2 separate regions of the Homo sapiens genome follow, and region 2 is linked to region 1. The links are chromatin contacts, found by Hi-C or POLR2A ChIA-PET in ENCODE. All regions are on one chromosome and are shown on one strand. The core of a region is the stretch at or near the end of the contact, and the rest is flanking DNA. Distances in the headings are between cores, read along the strand shown. Region 1 overlaps CREB3L2 (cAMP responsive element binding protein 3 like 2). Region 2 overlaps AKR1D1 (aldo-keto reductase family 1 member D1).

Region 1 (3,401 bases), core at 228-2,727:
TAGTGTTCTCAATGCCCATCATACTTCTCCCTCTATACTACAGTAATCTGGATACTCCCAGCTACACTCTTACCAGGACTGATAAGAAGTGAAGAGACTTAAGCAAAGGGCAGGACGAGAGCCCAGGACTAGGAATCCTGGTGCTGGGGCACGCATGCCCAAAAGAGACAGTAAAGAGACTTTCATAGGAACATCTTGACCCTGGATGCCCATAGAAAATGGTGGGACAGCATGGGACTACAGTCTTCCCACGGTATTCAGGGGGGATTAGTTCCAGAACTCCCCACAGATACCAAAATCTCCAGATGCTCGAGTCCCTGATTAAAAAATGGTGTAGTATTTGTATATAACCTTTACATATCCTCCAGTATATGTTAATCATCTCTAGGTTATTTATAATACCAAACACAATGTAAATACTATGTAAATATGTGTTATCTTGTATTTATAGTTGTATTATTTTTTATTGTTGTAGTTTTTTTTTATTGAGTTGTTTGGTTTTGGCTTTGGTTTTTTGAGACAGAGTCTCACTCTATCATCAAGGCTATAGTGCAGTGGCACAATCACAGCTCACTGCAGCCTCAACTTCCTGGGCTCAAGTGATTCTCCCCTCTCAGCCTCCTGAGTAGCTGGGACCACAGATGTGCACCACCATGCCTGGCTAATTTTTTTTTATTTTTTAGGGGGTCTGGCTATGTTGCCCAGGCTGGTCTTGAACTCCTGAGCTCAAGCAATCCTCTCACCTTGGCCTCCCAAAGCACGGGGATTATAAGAGTGAGCCATCACACCCAGCCTATTGAAGTTTTTTTCTGAATATTTTAGACCCATGGTTGGTTGAATCTGAGGACGCTGAACCCCCAGATATGGAGAGCCAACTATACTTAATGCTGCATTACCAGTACTTAAGTCAGGTGATAGAAGCACTAAACTTTCAATAGTAGCTTTGAGAAACAGCCAGGAACCACCAGCCACTCCTTTCCCCAGATCCACATGAAGTTCATTTCTGGGTCTGGGGCCTCATGCCCATCTTAAAAATATCTTGGTTTGTTAGCTAAAGAACTAACTTCCAGGGCTAAGACAAAACTGTATTTAATTCATCTTTTTCTAACAGCCCGCCTGATATTACAGACTTTTCAAAAGAACAAAGATTGCCTTCAAGTGTTTTTGCAAAAAAAAAAAAACATGAATTGTAGTGGCTGGAAAATAAAGGCTGCCAACCTGACATCTTTCTTTCCCTATGTGCCCTCTCTAGAGCATGAAGGAGTGTGGCCAATGGGGGCTGATTAAGTAGCACTGCTCCTTTCAGCTAAAACAGGGCTTCTCCTGCTAGAAGTTCCAGGAATGTGCAGGAATGTTAATATTTGTATGTGTTTGAAAAGAAGTCTGTGAGGACTCCGGGGTCCTTGGCTGGCAGTGGTATGATTCAAACACCTACTAAGGTACTTTCACTTCTTTCTTGCTTTATTATAGACGTCTCCTCCAAATAACCACTAGGTGGCAGGCAAACCACAGCTGATAAACCACCGGGTTTCCAAGGTGGCCAGAAAGAGGAATTGAACTGCTTCTCCCCGATTCTCCGCACACCCATATTTCCCTGTGCATACTGCCCGATGAACGCAACAGTTTGCCAGCAGGCTTACTTTTTCTCCAGGCTGTCCATGTATTCTTTCTTCTTTCTCCTACTTTCCTGAGCAGAAATCTGAGAGAGAGGAGTGGGAGGAGAATGATTAATTTCCAGCTCTGTAAGTAAACCAGTTAAGATGGGAGGTGGTTAGCGTAGAAGTCACCAAAGCCCTGCTTACTTCTGCAAGCTGCTTGCCATTTGTTTAAGCTGCTGGTTCATTGACTAGTCTGTCCTCCCGGGTTTCTAGCTGCCAAACTCACACCTACTTTCCTACAAACCAGGCCACCAGTAAAATGGACACTGAGTGGCCAGGAGCAGTGGCTTACACCTGTAATCCCAACACTTTGGGAGGCTGAGGTGGGCGGATCACTTGAGGTCAGGAGTTCGAGACCAGCCTGGCCAACATGGTGAAACCCTGTCTCCATTAAAAATACAAAAAAATGGCAGGCGCAGTGGCTCTAGCCTGTAATCCCAGCACTTTGGGAGGCCAAGGCGGGTAGATCACCTGAGGTCAGGAGTTCAAGACCAGCCTGGGCAACATGGTAAAACCCCGTCTACTAAAAATACAAAAATTAGCTGGGCGCGGTGGTGCATGCTTGTAATCCCAGCTAATTGGGAGGCTGAGGCAAGAGAATCGCTTGAGTCCGGGAGGCAGAGGTTGCAGTGAGCTGACATTGTGCCACTGCACTCCAGCCTAGGTGACAGAGAGAGACTCCATCTCAAAACAAAAAACAAAAAACAAAAAAATTAGCCGGGCATGGTGGCACACGTCTGTGGTTCCAGATGCTTGGGAGGCTGAGGTAGGAGAATCACTTGAACCTGGGAGGCAGAGGTTGCAGTGAGCCGAGATCATGCCACTACACTCCAGCCTGGGTGACAGAGTGAGACTCTGTATGAAAAAAAAAAAAAAGAAAGAAAGAAAAGAAAAGAAAACAATGGACACTGAGTGAAGAGCCAGGCCAGAACATGTGGCTCACAAACCATCAGTGTGGTCTCAGATAAATGAGTTTAACTCCTGGACCTCTGCTGGCTGAAGTACATATATAAAATAAGACAGCTGGCTTGGTCATACATCAACTTGCTGCTGGTTCCGCACATGGATAGAGTGACACTAAGCTCTTGTCTTCCTTCCCTCTTTGCCCCCTCCCTCCTGGTAGGCCTGTGCCTCAGCCATCCCCCTGGTTTTCATCAGGCCTGCTCAGCACTGAGGGGCCCAGGGGTAGGAGACTACTGAGTCCAAATATAGACCAGCAAACTGCAGAAGTTTTGTGATCACAAAACCCTACCAAGAAAAAAAAAAATTAACCAAGCACTTGCAATGTATTTGTATCTTATATATATATAATATATATATATGCTGTATTTTATATAGATACATAGAGTACATATATATGTCTACTAGAGGAAACTATTGTATATATCATACACCCAAAATTTAAAAGGCTGAGTTAAAAAAAAAAAAAAAAAACTAGATGGAAATTCTAATAGCTTCCTCCCACCCGTAAATGTATCATCGTGGGCACCAAAGAGGTAGATACTGATCTGGGAGTCTGCTGGCCTCAAGAGGGATGGGATGGGCTGGAGGAAGAGAGGGGCACGTGGTGAGGGTGCTCCTCCCAGGGCTTAGGGAAGGGAAGGGCTGGGCCTTGGTCTCCACCATGGGATGGGGTAGTGCTGGCCGTTGGGAAGGCAGGGAAAGGGATGCTGACTCGATTCTGCTCGTCTCTGCTCTAGAAGTGCCTAGATTTGAAGAGCTCACCTTATTCTTGATCTTCCT
Region 2 (3,471 bases), core at 660-3,159, 190 kb after region 1:
GAAAGCAAATCTAAATCTATGCACTAATTTAAAATTTCACCAGGCTTTCACACCACCTGTCACAATGTGAAGGACCCAGTGAAGCCACACGCATAACCATATTCCTTGCTCATTTTATCAGAGTGGCATGACAATAAAGTATCACGCTAGGTCAGGACATCTAGAACATTGTGTAACCCTAGTTATACAATGAGGAAAAATGCAAGCACTAAGCATCAGGAAATTCACCCGGAAATGGGGAAGACTGCCATCAAATTAGGTACTCTGTGGTCAAGGAGGATCTGTAAGTCTCTTGTGGTAGATTTGCATAAAATTATGTCTGGAGATGTGAGGGTGATCTGGCTGTAACATATGTCACCCCATTAGTCACCAGGGCTAATTCAGCTGATCTGGCTGTCTAGGCAATTGTACCTCTTGAAGCTGCACTCTCAGTGGAAGAGGACGGCTTTCCCTGATGAAGGAGGAGGGTTTTTAGGTCAAGTGTATGTGAGTAGCTGCACTCCCCTACTAGAACCTCCAAACAAGCTCTCAAGCTAGGCTCTGAGTGTCAAGAGTTTTATCAGCTCATCCTATACTCAGATGACACTGCATCATAAACATATTTTTGTGAAATGAAATGTGTGAATAAAATGTGTACAAGCGGCTAGGCACGGTGGCTGATGCTTATAATCCCAGCACTTTGGGAGGCTGAAGTGGGCAGATCGCTTGAGCCCAGGAGTTAAAGACCAGCCTGGGCAACATAGTGAGACCCCCCATCTCAAAAAAAAAAAATGTGTACGAGTGTTTTACAAAGAAAAAGGGGCTGCCTTATCGTAAAAAGCGTGTAGACATTAGTTAATTCTCCCTCTTTGATTCTTTCAGCTATGGGCTACAAATCATGTCCCAGAGATGGTCCGCCCAACCCTGGAGAGGACACTCAGGGTCCTCCAGCTAGATTATGTGGATCTTTACATCATTGAAGTACCCATGGCCTTTAAGGTGAGTTCAGATGCCCAAAGGTCAGGTCTCTGCACCCTGGCAACCATGAGCCAATAGCTATGTGCATGAAGCTCTGCACCATGAGCCAATAGCTATGTGCATGAAGCTCTGCACCATGAGCCAATAGCTATGTGCATGAAGCTCTGCACCATGAGCCAATAGCTATGTGCATGAAGCTAGCGTATTACTTGGCACCACAGAATATTGTGGTGTTTTGTTACCACAGATCAGAGAGTACTGACCTAGTCTGACAAATACCCGAGAAGATTATGTTAGCAGACTCAGGCTTGGTTTCCAAGTTTCTTGATTTTTTAATTCAATGCAATTTCTATTATACCATGTTTTTACAACTATAGTTTAAGCTCTCTGCATCAAACCAACATGTAGTCCTCTAACTGTAGCCCACCATTGAGACACACACCCTTCTTCCCACTCACACAGTCACAATCTCCGCCCTCATCCTCACTTTGTTAATGCTGACTCTTGTTCAAATGTCAGATTTCTAACCTAAGTCTTAAAAATTTAGAAAGACCCAGTGTACAATTATGTGTTGCTTAGCAATGGGATACATTCTGAGAAATGTGTCATGAGGTGACTTTGTTGTTCTGCAAACATCATATAGAGTGTACTTACACAAACCGAGGTGGTAAGGTTTTATTTACCATGGTAGACTGCATTACTTTTGTAATAACATGAATAAAACGCAAACACGTTGTGCCTAAATGGTATAGCCTATTACAGACTTAGGCTAGATAGCCCAGCCGATTGCTCCTAGGCTATAAACCTGCACAGCATGTTACTATTCTGAATACTGTAGACGATGGTAACACAATGGTAAATATTTGTGTATATAAACATAACATAGAAAAGGTACAGTAAAAATATGGCATAAAAGATAAGATACACCTATACCTGGCACTTACCATGAATGGAGCTTGCAGGATAAAAATTGGATGAGTCACGGAGTAAGTGGTGAGTGAATGTGAAGGCCTAGGTCATTACTGTACATGACTGGAGACTTTATAAACACTGCACACTTAGGGTACACAATGAATCACATAATATTTTTTCTTCAATAATAAATTAACATTAGCTTATTGTAACTGTTTTCAGCTTATAAATGTTTTAATTTTTTAACTTTTTGATTCTTTGTAATAATACTTAGTAGTAACACTAATACTAATTACTTTTTTTTTTTTTTTTGAGACAGAGTCTCGCTCTGTTGCCAGGCTGAAGTGCAGTGGTGCCATCTCGGCTCACTGCAACTTCCGCCTCCCGGGTTCAAGCGATTCTCCTGCCTCAGCCTCCCAAGTAGCCGGGACTACAGGCAAGCACCATCACACCCGGCTAAGTTTTGTATTTTTAGTAGAGACAGGGTTTCACCATGTTGGCCAGGATGGTCTCGATCTCCTGACCTCATGATCCGCCCACCTCGGCCTCCCAAAGTGTTGGGATTAATTACTTTTTTAATAACATGAATAAAACACAAACATGTTGTACAGCTGTATAAAAATATTCTTTCTTTGTATTCTTATTGTATAAGCTCTTGTCTATTAAATTTTTTTTTAAACTCTTTTGTTAAAAACTAAGACACAAGCACACACATTAGTCTAGGCCTACACAGGGTCAGCATCATCAATATCAGTGTCTTCCACGTCCACATCTCGTCCCACTGGAGGTTCTTCCGGAGCAATAACACGCATGGAGCTGCCATCTCCTGTGACAACAGTGTCTTCTTCTGGAATCCCTCCTGAAAGACCTGCCTGGCGTTTTTTTACACTTAACATTTTTTAAAAGTAGAAGGAGAACATTCTAAAATTATGATAAAGTGTAGTAGAACAAATATATAAGTTGTATCCATAGTAAAAACAGAAATTGTTTACTATCATTATCAAGTATTATATACTATACATGATTATGTGTGTTCTACTTTTATATACCTGGCAGCACAGTTGGTTTGTTTACACCAGCAACACCACAAACATGATGTCACTAGGTGATAGGAATTTTAAACTCTATTATAATCTTATGGGCCACCATCATACATGCAGTCCACCATTGACCAAAATGTCATTATGCAGCACATGACTCTACTTAAAAGTGAGAAAATAAAATTTACTTCTCTGTGACTAACTAATGACATTTACATCTTTTTGGACTTGATAGATAATTTCTATTCTTATTTTTGATGGGTTCAAAGGCACAAAAGGTAAAATTTTAACAGTGAGAAATGACACAATATAGTGACATTACCTTCCAACTGAACCTATAATTGGGAAATCAATATTTGAAGCTTAAGTACGACATGTTTTTTGGTGTTTGTTTGTTTGTTTGCTTAAGGTAGGGTCAGCCGGGGACAGTGGCTCACATCTGTAGTCCCAGTACTTTGGGAGGCTAAGGCTGGCAGATCACTTGAGTCCAGGAGTTTGAGACAAGCCTGGGCAACATGGCAAAACCCCATCTCTACAAAAAATACAAAAATTAGCCAGGCTT

Evidence for each region. Hi-C counts contacts between places; a loop is a spot of excess contacts on that map. ChIA-PET counts read pairs that join two places held with the same protein, here RNA polymerase II (POLR2A). Pooled maps may share reads with other maps.
Region 2: a map of PC-9 shows a loop between it and region 1 (6-fold over the local background). The contact joins two enhancer-like sites. A Hi-C loop is called at or near these places in 1 of 168 maps with a recorded cell type or tissue (PC-9), 3 of 37 single-sample maps with no recorded cell type and 5 of 50 pooled maps. POLR2A ChIA-PET finds 5 or more read pairs at or near these places in 1 of 52 experiments (naive thymus-derived CD8-positive, alpha-beta T cell).

Annotation. Positions count from the first base shown.
Region 1 is chr7:137,902,319-137,905,719 of GRCh38, forward strand. CREB3L2 (cAMP responsive element binding protein 3 like 2) reads right to left here. Exons shown (of 12, transcript NM_194071.4): 6 at 3,384-3,401; 7 at 1,641-1,699. Among named protein-coding and RNA genes, the nearest start is that of CREB3L2-AS1, 49 kb to the right of the region's middle. RefSeq lists an enhancer at 1,718-2,218. Within about 2 kb of position 1,478, at least 8 of the 41 ENCODE cell types and tissues checked have a DNase peak (open chromatin) inside an H3K27ac peak, as active enhancers do.
Region 2 is chr7:138,090,907-138,094,377 of GRCh38, forward strand. AKR1D1 (aldo-keto reductase family 1 member D1) reads left to right here. Exons shown (of 9, transcript NM_005989.4): 3 at 862-978. It also overlaps the pseudogene RN7SKP223. Among named protein-coding and RNA genes, the nearest start is that of AKR1D1, 16 kb to the left of the region's middle. Within about 2 kb of position 1,910, at least 2 of the 41 ENCODE cell types and tissues checked have a DNase peak (open chromatin) inside an H3K27ac peak, as active enhancers do.